Regions from separate parts of the Homo sapiens genome. Here region 1 is linked to region 2. The links are chromatin contacts, found by Hi-C or POLR2A ChIA-PET in ENCODE. All regions are on one chromosome and are shown on one strand. The core of a region is the stretch at or near the end of the contact, and the rest is flanking DNA. Distances in the headings are between cores, read along the strand shown. Region 1 holds the start of ANAPC5 (anaphase promoting complex subunit 5). Region 2 overlaps CAMKK2 (calcium/calmodulin dependent protein kinase kinase 2).

Region 1 (6,156 bases), core at 917-3,416, 74 kb before region 2:
TCAATGTCTTCTTTTTTGATAGCATCATTTAGCTTATACATATCTGCCTTCTTTTTTGTTTTTGTGAACTAATAATGCATATTCATTCATTATTCATTAAACAAATAGCGATTGAGAAAACAAAAACCAGGCATGAGGCTGCATGCAGTGGCCCATGCCTTTAATCGTAGCAATTTGGGAGGCTGAGGCAGGAGGATCACTTGAGTCCAGGAGTTCGAGACCAGCCTGGACAACATCGCAAGACCTCGTGTCTACAAAAAATAAAAAAATTAGCCATGCATCCAGGCACAGTGGCTCAGGCCTGTAATCCCAGCACTTTTGGAGGCGGAGATGGGCGGGTCACCTGAGGTCAGGAGTTCAACCAGTTCAAGACCAGCCGGGCCAACATGGTGAAACCCCATCTCTACAAACAATACAAAAATTAGCCGGGCGTGGTGGTGCGTGCCTGTAGTTCCAGCTACTCGGGAGGCTGAGGCAGGAGAATTGCTTGAACCCGGGAGGTAGAGATTGTAGTGAGCCGAAATCGAGCGACTGTACTCCAGACTGGGCGACAGAGCAAGACTCCGTATCGGGAAAAAAAAAAAAAAAAAATTAGCCATGCATGGTGGCACAAGCCTGTAGTCTCAACTACTCGTGAGGCTGAGGTGGGAGGATTGCTTGAGCCTGGCATTCCTGAGGGCGAGGGGGTCTCCTGCCCTGCTCATGTCTAATTACCTACTTTAACTGGAGGCTGAGGTTGCAGTGAGCCGTGAGCGTGCCACTGCAGTCCAGCCTCGGTAGCAGAATGAGAGAGAGAGAAAGTATAATTTAAACAAACATAAAAATGGGCACAAGGCAGGCCGGGCGCGGTGGCTCACGCCTGTAATCCCAGCACTTTGGGAGGCCGAGGCGGGAGGATCACGAGGTCAGGAGATTGAGACCATCCTGGCTAACACGGTGACACCCCGTCTCTACTAAAAATACAAAAAATTAGCCGGGCGTGGTGGCCGATGCCTGTAGTCCCAGCTACTCGGTAGGCTGAAGCAGGAGAATGGCGTGAACCAGGGAGGTAGAGCTTGCAGTGAGCAGAGATCGCGCCACTGCACTCCAGCCTGGGCGACAGAGGAGACTCCGTCTCAAAACAAAACAAAACAAAACAAAAGGCACAAGGCACAGTGTGTGCATGTGGATAGCCAAAGTTGAATGGTATGTGGTTTTTCTTTCAAGGGACATAAAGACTAATAGGGATACCAGATCATTAATAATAATTCAGGGTATAGAGAACTAAGTGTCTTGGGAGAGGTACAGATGAACGGAAGGGGAATTGTGAAAAATCAGGTTCAAAATGTTGGCTGGGGATTGCTTTTGGAGGGCTTTGAAATGCAGAGTATAGATTTTGTAGTTTATTAGGTAGGAAACTGACTCAGCACATGGAGGTGATGTTGCTAATGTTCTATTTCACGTAAGGATACACGACCACTGGCAACCTGATCTGGCTGTCTGCAAATGGCATTTGTGAAACGCTGAAGAAAAATCTCATGTTCCTATCTTTAAAAAGACAGAGTTAAACTCCTAAACATTTGAGTTTAAAAGTAACATAATAAATACATACTTTAAGGGTGCAAATTTAATTTCGGTACTTTTAAACACAATCATTTAAACATTCTATTTGAACTATTTTCAAATTACATGAACAAGCCAGGCGCGCTGCCTGTAGTCCCAGCTTCTCGGGAAGGCGGGAGGATCGCTCGAGCCCAGGATTTGGGAGGGTGCAGTGCTCTTTGAGGGCGTCTACGAATAACCACTGCCCTCCAGTCTTGGTAACATAGCGAGATATCGTCTCAAACAACAACAACGACAACCACCACCACCACCACCAACAACAACAACCAACAACAAAAAAACCACTTTGGGAGCTCCTCAGTCCCTTCAGCCCCGACCCCAAGCATCGACTTCCCCTCCCATCCGGTCCCTGTCCACGTAGCCTGGGAACCTGCTCCCACTCGGCAAAAGTTTCTGTAGGGAGTCAGTCTTTTGGTGCACCCCTCCCCGCACTCTTGTACATTCTGACTGGCTGTCGCTCTCCCATGTGCTCTGACAGACTGCTCTGATTGGTTAACAAATGCCGCGAGCACGCGGATGTCTGTTTCCTGGGATATTGTGAGGGCGGGCGGAGATGTAGACCCGGTAGTGTTGTGCCTTGTGGTGACAACTGGCGGCAGCGCGCCGCGGGCCCGAGACTTAGTCTCGGGCCGCCATGGCCAGCGTCCACGAGAGCCTCTACTTCAATCCCATGATGACCAATGGGGTTGTGCACGCCAATGTGTTCGGCATCAAGGACTGGGTGACGCCGTACAAGATCGCGGTGCTGGTGCTGCTGAACGAGATGAGCCGCACAGGCGAGGGCGCCGTCAGCCTCATGGAGCGGCGGAGGCTCAACCAGCTGCTCCTGCCCCTGCTGCAGGTGAGAGGCGCCCGCTGGCTCCTGCTCGTGCAGCAAACTTTTACTGAGCATCTGCTCTGTGCGGAACCCTGGGCTTGGGGACACTCGTGTCCATCAGATACTCTCCCTGCCTGGAGGAACGTGAAGAAATAAAGATAGCTACTACCGGTAGCTAACACGTACTGAGCGTTTACGGTGGGCCAGGCGCTTTACATGCATTTTTTTTTTTTGCAAGTTCATGTCTGGCTCCAGTATTTATTAGCTGAGAGTTAGAGTCTCAGATCCTGTATCTTCTTTAAAATGGGGCTATACAATAGAGCGTTGGAGACACAGGGATAAGTCATACAGGCTCCCTATCCTAGAGGACCGTAATAAACAGTAAAAATGCCATAAAACCGGGCCGGGCGCAGTGGCTCACGCCTATAATCTCCGCACTTTGGGAGGGTAAGGCGGGTGGATCACGAGGTCAGGAGTTCGAGACCAGCCTGACCAACGTAGTGAAACCCCGTCTCTACTAAAAACACAAAAAATTAGCTGGACGTGGTGGCGGGCACCTGTAATTTCAGCTACTCGGGAGGCTGAGGCAGGAGAATCGCTAGAACCTGGGAAGCGGAGGTTGCAGTGAGCCGAGATCGCGCCACTGCACTCCAGCTTGGGCGACAGTGCAAGACTCCGTTTCAAAAAAAAAAAAGGCATAAAGCCAAGGACGAGCACTGATTGAATACTTAACTGTGTGCTAAGCACTTTACTTAAAATTTGTTTTAAATTATTATTATTTTTTTGAGACAGGGTCTCGCTTTGTCGCCCAGGCTGGAGTGCAGTAGTGTGATCGCGGCTCACTGCAGCCTCGACCTCTCAGGCTCAGGTGATCCTCCCACCTCAGCCTCCCAAGTAGCTGGGAGTACAGGCGCGGGTCACTACGCCCAGCTAATTTTTTTGCATTTTTTGTAGAGACGGGATTTTGCCATGTTACCCAGGCTGGCCGGGAACTCCTGGACTCAAGCAATCCTCCCGTCTGGTCTCCCAGAGTATTGGGATTACAGGAGTGAGCCACTGCGCCCGGCCGTCATGTGTTATTTCATTTTGCAGACACAGGTTTAGCTCAGATAATTAAGTTCCTTAATTCATTTGGGTCTCAGTTTTCTCTCTGTAAAATGGGAACAATAGTAGAAACTGTTACTAGCATGTAGTAAATGCTCAATATTACTAGAATTTTCATTTTAGTGTGTTCACATATGGCATATACCTTCCCCTATATCAGTTGTGGTTTTTCCATTTATATTCATGGTTACGTGAGTGATGGCCTTCTCTCCCATTAGACGGTAACCTCCACCAGCTCAGTACTTAGTCCTGTTTTTGTTTACTGGTACATCCCCAAAGCCTCCTAGAATGCCTGAGTAGTTTTTTGTAAAATGAATGAAATGCGATAGAGGTGGATGAGTGCACTCATGGAGAGGATTTTTTTTTTTTTTTTGAGACGGAGTCTCGCTCCGTCGCTCAGGCCAGAGTGCAGTGGCACGATCACGGCTCACTGCAGGCTCCGCCTCCCGGGTTCACGCCATTCTCCTGCCTCAGCCTCCGGAGTAGCTGGGACTATAGGCTCCCGCCACCACGCCCGGCTAATTTTTTGTATTTTTAGTAGAGACGGGGTTTCACCGTGTTAGCCGGGATGGTCTCGATCTCCAGACCTCGTGATCTGTCCGCCTCGGCCTCCCAAAGTGCTGGGATTACAGGCATGAGCCACCGCGCCCGGCCCGAGGATTTCTTACAGAAAGTGTGAAGCTGTGCCTTGATGGATAAGCATTGTCTGTTGAGTAACAGTGATGGCAGAAACAGATCTGGGTCCCTGGGCCTCTATATTATGGGATCTTAAAAGATAAACCTAATAAAATTAGTGTCTAGAGTTGCATTTATATTCCTTAGTATAGTTTATAAAGGCTTTTTTAAAAAATTTATCACTTGTATTTGTGGGTGAGGGGCATGGGAAGAGGGGAGAACTGAGGACACCATGGTCAAGAGACCTACCCAGTTAAATAAAAGGGATGTCTTTATAACTTGTGGCTCCCAGGGCTAGCCACGTCTGCTATTACTATAAATGCATTTCCCTCCATTATTAAAGTTATAATACTAAAATTTTGGTAAATAAAAGGCCGGGTGGGATCACACCTGTAACCCCGGCACTTTGGGAGGCTGAGGTGGGTGGATCACTTGAGGTCAGGAGTTCGAGACCAGCCTGGCCAACACAGTGAAACCCCATCTCTACTAAAAATACAAAAAAAAATTAGCCGGGCATTGTGATGTGCGCCTGTAGTCCCAGCTACTCGGGAGGCTGAGGCAGGAAATCATTTGAACCCAGGAGGTGGAGGTTGCAGTGAGCTGAGATCACATCACTGCACTCCAGCCTGGGCATCCGTCTCCAAAAAAAAAAAAAAAATAGAAACAGTGATTCTGGTCTCTTAACTCTCACCTTCCTGCTCATGTTGTTTTTTGCTGTTTGGAATTCTTTCTGGTTTTTAACCTGGCTAACTACTATATAGTTATTTTATTTAATTTTTTATTTTTAAATTTATTTTTTTTTTAATTTTTTTAGAGTGGTGGGATCTCACTCCCTCAGTCACCTGGGCTGGAGTGCCGTGGTGCGATCCTAGCTTACCATAGCCTCCACCTCCCAGGCTCAAGCTGTCCTCCTACCTCAGTCTTCTAAGTAGCTAGGACTACAGGCACCTGCCACCATGCCTGGCTAATTTTTAAATTTTGGTAGAGATGTAGTCTCCCTATGTTGCTCAGGCTAGTCTTGAACTCCTGGGCTCAAGGGATCCACCTGCCTCAGCTTCCCAAAGTGCTGGCATTACAGGCATGAGCCACCACACCTGGCCCCCTACTGTATAGTTTTAATCAAAATGTATGTAGAGTTCATCTAGTAGCATCCCAGCCAGACCTCAACTCCTTTACTAACTGTTTGATTTCTTAAATTAGTTAATTTTTGGCTTGGTGCCTAGACTTTGGGAGGCCAACGTGGGAGGATCACTTGAGCCTAGGAGTTCAAGAGCAGCCTGGGCATGGGATTTCACCATGTTGTCCAGGCTGGTCTCGAACTCCTGACCTCAAGTAATCTGCCTGCTTCAGCCTCCCAAGGCGCTGGTATTACAGGCGTGAGCCACTGCGCCAGGCCCCAAATGGTCTTTTTAATGGCTGCATTATATTTCACAGTAAGAAAAGCAACATAATTCAACTCTGTATTATAAATTAAGTCTTTATTGGACTTACAGGCTCCTTTCAGTTTTTCTTCATTTCAAACAATGTATGCCAAAATAACTTCCCTAGAAGTGCAATTGCTGGGTTATCCACATCTAAAGTTGGCATATATGCAGTCATCTTATTCTCTGAAAAAGAGTCTAAATTTAGTTTTAAATCTCAACTAGACTGTAATCTTCTTGGTAGCTGAGGTTGCATACTCTTTATTCCTTGTGGTACTCTTTTTTTTTTATTGGAGACGGAGTCTTGCTCTGTCGCCCAGGCTGGAGTGCAATGGCGTGATCTTGGCTCACTGCAACCTCCACCTGCCAGGTTCAAGCCATTCTCCCGCCTCAGCCTCCCAAGTAGCTGGGACTACAGGTGTGTGCCACCATGCCTGGCTAATTTTTGTGTTTTTAGTAGAGACGGGGTTTTGCCATGTTGGCCAGGCTGGTCTTGAACTCCTGGCTTCAGGTGATCTGCCCACCTTGGCCTCCCAA
Region 2 (6,665 bases), core at 2,043-4,542:
TGCTTTATAATTACTACATGTAAGAACAAATGAATGAATGAATGAATGAACGCATTTCCTTGAGGACCTCTGTGGGCCTCAGTTTCCCCATGTGAGACAGGGTGTGGCTGAGCCCATTTTCCCAAGGAGGACATTGATGTCCCGGGCAGGACATCATCCGTAGCCTTGGCAGGATCCTCGGAGCTGTTTTGGGCCTTTTTGTTGTGCCCGGGATGAGGCAACCTCAGGGGAGCCTGCACAGGTGTGTCCGGGCTTGGGAGCACCTCTTTGGCACCCACTGGCAGCTTGCTGCGCGGGAGGTAGCGGATGCAGGTTGGAAACAGCCCCTAGGAAATGAGAATGTGTTTCCTGGAGGCCCGCGTCTAGCGGGGGACCTGCCCCGATAATCACATAGGTTCTTTTCTATTTTCCTAAGCGTCGGCTGGCTTGAGAAATAAAGGGACAGAGTACAAAAGAGAGAAATTTTAAAGCTGGGCGTCCGGGGGAGACATCACATGTCGGTAGGTTCCGTGATGCCCCACAAGCCACAAAAACCAGCAAGTTTTTATTAGGGATTTTCAAAAGGGGAGGGAGTGTGCGAATAGGTGTGGGTGACAGACATCAAGTACTTAACAGGGTAATAGAATATCACAAGGCAAGTGGAGGCAGGGTGAGATCACAGGACCACAGGACCCAGGTGAAATTAAAATTGCTAATGAAGTTTCGGGCAACATTGTCATTGATAACATCTTATCAGGAGACAGGGTTTTGAGATCAACCGGTCTGACCAAAATTTATCAGGTGGGAATTTCCCCTTCCTAATAAGCCTGGGAGCGCTATGGGAGATGGGAGCGCTATGGGAGACTGGAGTCTATCTCACCTCTGCAATCTCGACCATAAGAGACAGGTACGCCCCGGGGGGTGCCAGTTCAGAGACCTACCCCTAGGTACGCATTCTCTTTCTCAGGGACGTTCCATGCTGAGAAAAAGAATTCAGCGATATTTCTCCCATTTGCTTTTGAAAGAAGAGAAATATGGCTCTGTTCTGCCCGGCTCACCGGCGATCAGAGTTTAAGGTTATCTCTCTTATTCCCTGAACGATTGCTGTTATCCTGTTCTTTTTTCAAGGTGCTCAGATTTCATATTGCACAAACACACATGCTGTACAATTTGTGCAGTTAATGCAATTATCACAGGGTCCTGAGACGATATACATCCTCCTCAACTGACAGGATTAAGAGATTAAATAAGACAGGCATAAGAAATCACGAGGGTATTGACTGGGGAAGTGATAAGTGTCCATGAAATCTTTACAATTTATGTTTAGAGATTGCAGTAAAGACAGGCATAAGAAATTACAAAAGTATTAATTTGGGGAACTAATAAATGTCCATAAAATCTTCACAATCCATGTTCTTCTGCCATGGCTTTAGCCGGTCCCTCCGTTTGGGGTCCCTGACTTTGGCTGGCTGAGCCCATTTTCCCAAGGAGGACATTGATGTCCCGGGCAGGACATCGTCCGTGGCCTTGGCAGGATCCTCGGAGCTGTTTTGGGCCTTTTTGTTGTGCCCAGGATGAGGCAACCTCGGGGGAGCCTGCACAGGTGTGTCCGGGCTCGGGAGCACCTCTTTGGCACCCACTGGCAGCTTGCTGCGCGGGAGGTAGCGGATGCAGGTTGGAAACAGCCCCTAGGAAATGAGAAGGTGTTTCCTGGAGGCCTGCGCCACTCAGCTTCCTGGCAGAGGAAGGAGCGTTTCCCTCATCCTGGCCCGGGTCCCGGGTCCATCTGCTCCAGGAAGGCTCTGGTGGCTCGTGATGAGCTGCCCTGTGAGAGGGAACAGGGTAGAGGCAAGGCCTTGGGGGATGGCCTCTGCCTGGATTTCATGGGGAAGGATGCAGGGCCAGGGCTGACATTTTGTCAAATCCAAGCAACTTTGCAAAAAAGTCCTCCTCTCACGCTCCGCCCTCTGGAATCGAATGCTTCACTGTCCTTCCCTGGCAGAGGGCCTGGTCCTGTGAGGGTTACATGGCCAGGCGGTTATCTCCGTGCTGGGTGCCTGATGAGAGCTCAGTTGAATGTTAGCCGTTGCTGTTTCCAGGCTAAACTATTGTCTTTTTGCATGATTTCTTCTGCACAGAGTGTTGGTAGCTTTCATCAGATCTTTGTAGGGTCTGTGACCCCCAAACCGTTCAGGACACTGGCCTAGACTCTAGGTGTCTGTGAGGCCAGAAGCCCCTGGATGCATCTCTTCCTGTCAGGGCCTGCGTCCCTGGGGCTCCTCTCTGCTGAGCTCTGGGGTTTCACGCTTGCCCTGCCAGCGCCGACGTCCCTGCCCGGGGTCTGAGCTGTCTCTCCTCTCCATCCTCCAACAGACCGCAGAGGCCGAGACTCCGTCAGAGCTGTGAGGGAGGCCCGGGCCAGATGCCAGCTTGCCAAGGAGGCCGATTAAAAGCAGCCTTGCTGGGGGCGGATGGCTCAGTGCCCTTGGCCTGGTGTAGAGTTCGATAAGCAATTGTTTTCCTGTTGGTGAGAAAAAAACAAATCTCCATTGACTTTCCCAGGCACTGCTCAGCCTCATTTTCTTCTCAGGAACTCTTGCAGCCCTATCAGAGGCAGCTCTAGGATAGGGGAGAGACTGACTGCCTGCCCTGGGGGACGCAGGCCACACAGCCAGGGCTGAGGGACACACTTAAGAGCAGGCCAGCTCGCTTGGACATTGGTCCTCGTGGGAACATTCCAGAGCATAGGCTACCTACCAGAGCAGGCCATGGGCATCTGTATTAGTCCGTTTTCACGCTGCTGATAAAGACATACCCGAGACTGGGCAATTTACAACAGAAAGGTTTAACTGGACTTATAGTTCCACTTGGCTGGGGAAGCCCCATAATCATGGCGGAAGTCAAGGAGGAGCAAGTCCGGTCTTACATGGACGGCAGCAGGCAGCGAGAATGAGGAAGATGCAAAAGCGGAACCCCCTGATAAAACCATCAGATCTCGTGAGGCTTACCACCATGAGAACAGTATGGGGGAACCCGCCCCCGTGATTCAATTATCTCCCACTGGGTCCCTCCCACAACACACGGGAATTATGGGAGTACAATTCAAGGTGAGATTTGGGAGAGGACACAGAGTCAAACCATAGCATCCAACAGGTGTTTGTTGAAGTAATAGTTTTTGAGTACTTAACCACTTGCAGGGCATGATTCTGAGTGCTTGGTTCATCTAATCCTATGACTATCAGATGGGCACCAACTTTACAGGATGTCAATGACCTTAAGCTGTTGAACTTCAGGGTATCTTGAGTTTCCTCTTCTGGGACATAAGGACCATGAGAAGGAGAAGTAAAGTAGCAGCAGCTAGGGCCATAGAGAAATATCAAACTTGAGTTGTATTCTCTCATTGATGGGGAAACTGAGACAGGGACAGAGTTGATGATTTCTTTCTGAGATACAGTAAGGGGGAATGGGGGACAGAGAAATAGGAGATAAGACCAACTGCTCCCCTCTCCTGACCTCCTGCCCCGTCTGATCCCGTAGCATCCTAGGCCTTATCATCATAACTCCGATCATGGTTACAGGTATTTTCTTTCCTTTAAAACACTTTTTATTTATTTATTTATTTTAGATGGAGTCTTGCTCTGTTACCCAGGCTGGAGTGCAGTGGCGCAATCTCGCCTCACTGCAACCTGTGCCTCCCGGGTTCAAGTGATTCTCCTGCTTCAGCCTCCTGAGTAGCTGGGATGACAGGTGCCCAACACCACGCCTGGCTAATTTTTGTATTTTTAGTAGAGATGGGGTTTCACCATATTGGCCGGGCTTATCTGGAACTCCTAACCTCAAGTGATCTGCCTGCCTTGGCCTCCCAAGGTGTTGGGATTACAGGTGCGAACCACTGCATCTGGCCTGAATTTGACTATTCTAGATACTTCATGTAACTGAAATCTTACAACACTTGTCCTTTAGTATCTGGCTTGCTTCACTTAGCGTATGTCTTCACGGTTCGTCTGTGTTGTAGTGTGAGTCAGAGTTTCCTTCTTTTTTGTGGCTGTATAGTATTCTGTTGTATGGCTCTGCCACATTTTGTTTATTCATTCGTCTGTTGATGGACACTTGGTTATACCTTTTGGCTATTGTGAATGATGTTGCTATGAACATTAGTGTACAAGTATCCGTTTGAATCCCTACCTTCAATTCTTTTGGGTCTATACCTAGGAGAGGAATTGCTGGTTATATGGCAACTCTACGTTTAACTTTTTGGGGAGCCACCAGGCTGCCTGATTGTAGTTTGAATTTGCAGTTCTCTTACTGTGAGGTTGAACATCTTGCCGCATGATTGGACTCTTTGGCGTTCTCTTACCACACACTCTGTGTGCATGAGTCAGGCCCGTGTCAGGGCTGGGGCGTTGGGTTTTCCCTTTTGCCTTTCCTGTTGGGCTTTCCCTGCCACGTGCCTGGCGTAGTAGCTATTTCATCAGTTCTTCTGGAAGGACCGTTCCGAGAGCGCTGAGGGCCATTTTCTGCCTCTCAGCCAGATCCTCCAGGGAGCTCTGGCTTTCCGCTGTCTGTACCTTCCTCTCTTTTACCCCACTACCTCCCAATGTCATCGGAGATACCATTTTATTCATTCATAAAATCTCTGCTGAGCCCTCACTGTTTTCCTGGGACATCTAGAGAGACCCCCCCCCCACCCCGCCCTTTTTTTTTGAGATGGAGTCTCCCTCTGTTGGCAGGCTGGTGTGCAGTGGTGCAACCTCAGCTCACTGCAACCTCCGCCTCCCAGGTTCAAGCAATTCTCCTGCCTCAGCCTCTCCAGTAGCTAGGATTATAGGCATGAGCCACTACACCTGGCTTATTGTTGTATTTTTAGTAGAGACGGGGTTTCACCATGTTGGCCAGGATGGTCCAGAGAGACCCTTTGTGATGTGGGTGATTAGCATGGAGTGGCCATCATCCACAGGTGTCTGTCCACAAATGTACTCCCTGAATTCCAGTGGTACCTGTGACATTTGTCCAGCAGAATTTGTCAAACACGTTAAGCAAAGGTTAATGTTCTGTCCCAGAGACGGTAAGAATTGACAGCCTAAGGGGATGTGTTAATCTTTTTTATTTTTATTTTTTGAGATGAGTCTTGTTCAGTCACCCAGGCTGCAGTGCAGTGGTGCGATCTCGGCTCAGTCATTGCAACCTTCACCTCCCGGATTCAAGTGATTCTCCTGCCTCAGCCTCCCGAGTAGCTGGGATTACAGGTGCCCACCACCATGCCCAGGTAATTTTTGTATTTTTAGTAGAGATGGGGTTTCACCAGGTTGGCCAGGCTGGTCTTGAACTCCTGACCTCAGGTGATCCACCTGCCTTGGCCTCCCAAAGTGCTGGGAGGATTACAGGTATGAACCACTGTGTCCGACTTCTCTCTCTTTTTTTTTTTTTTTGAGATGGAGTCTCACTCTGTCATCCAGGCTGAAGTGCAGTGGCGTGATCTCGGCTCATTGCAACCTCCGCCTCCCGGGTTCAAGTGATTCTCCTGCCTCAGCCTCCTGAGTAGCTGGGACTACAGGTGTACATCACCACACTTGGCTAATTTTTGTATTTTTAGTAGAGATGGGGTTTCACCATGTTGGTCAGGCTGGCCTTGAACTCCTGACCTCATGATCCACCCGCCCTGTCCTCCCAAAGTGCTGAGATTACAGGCGTGAGCTGCCGTGCCTGGCCTTTTTTAAAAAATTGAGATATAAGTTCATGTAACATAAGTTGGCCATTTTGAAGTGTATAGTTCAGTGGCATTTAGTACGTTCACAATGCTGTGCAACCATTACCTCTATCTAGTTTCAAAACGTTTTGATCACCCCAAAAGGAAAACCTGTGCCCATTAAGCAGCCATTCCCCACACCCACTAATGTCACCACCCCCATAGTCCTAGGCAACCATTAGTCTACTTTCTGTCTCTGTGGAGTTGCATATTTTAAAAATTTCATATAAATAGAATCATATATATGTGACCTTTTGTGACTGGCTTCCTTCAGTTAGCATAATATTTTAGAGGTTCATCCATATTGTGGCATATACTTGATTCCCCCCGACCTTTTTTTTTTTTTTTTTTTTGAGACAGTCTTGGTCTATTGCTGAGTTGCTGAGGCTGGAGTGCAGTGGCATGATCTCGGCTCACTGCAACCTCCGCCTCCTGGATTCCAGCGATTCTCCTGCCTCAGCCTCCTGAGTAGCTGGGATTACAGGCACACGCCACCATGCCCGGCTAATTTTTGTATTTTTAGTAGAGATGAGGTTTCACCATGTTGGCCAGGCTGATCTGGAATTCCTGGCTTCAAGTAATCTGCCTGCCTTGGCCTCCCAAAATGCTAGGATTACAGGTGTGAGCCACCGTGTCCAGCCCTGACCTGCATTGTTAATGCCCAGCATTTAAAAATAAAAAGTCAGGCAAACTTATTAACCTCCTTAGGGCTTCTCTTGGGAAAAACAAAGGGAAGACCAGCAATAGTAGGCCCAGATTCCTGCCGAGCAACAATTGGCTTGAGCTGGAAGCAGCTGTCAATTCTGTAGGGGATATGTGTGCTCTATTTGGGGGTTTTCTTATACTTGTTCCTATAGGAATTGAGTTAGGAATTATTGTCATGGTATGTGAGAAGTGGTTCCAGCTACTTGGGAGGCTGAGATGGGAGGATCACTTGAGC

The links. A loop is a pair of places that touch in the nucleus more often than their neighbours do. ChIA-PET counts read pairs that join two places held with the same protein, here RNA polymerase II (POLR2A). Pooled maps may share reads with other maps.
Region 1: a pooled map shows a loop between it and region 2 (3-fold over the local background). The contact joins the promoter of ANAPC5 here to the enhancer-like site in region 2. A Hi-C loop is called at or near these places in 1 of 168 maps with a recorded cell type or tissue (endothelial cell of hepatic sinusoid) and 3 of 50 pooled maps. POLR2A ChIA-PET finds 5 or more read pairs at or near these places in 3 of 52 experiments (H1, WTC11 and naive thymus-derived CD4-positive, alpha-beta T cell).

What each region holds. Positions count from the first base shown.
Region 1 is chr12:121,348,421-121,354,576 of GRCh38, reverse strand. It overlaps ANAPC5 (anaphase promoting complex subunit 5), which reads left to right and starts at 2,166. Exons shown (of 17, transcript NM_016237.5): 1 at 2,166-2,443. The coding sequence starts at 2,237. RefSeq lists enhancers at 390-1,063, 1,064-1,739, 2,164-2,423, 2,416-3,091.
Region 2 is chr12:121,274,903-121,281,567 of GRCh38, reverse strand. All of the region lies in intron 1 of CAMKK2 (calcium/calmodulin dependent protein kinase kinase 2), which reads left to right. Among named protein-coding and RNA genes, the nearest start is that of CAMKK2, 18 kb to the left of the region's middle. Within about 2 kb of position 3,292, at least 18 of the 41 ENCODE cell types and tissues checked have a DNase peak (open chromatin) inside an H3K27ac peak, as active enhancers do.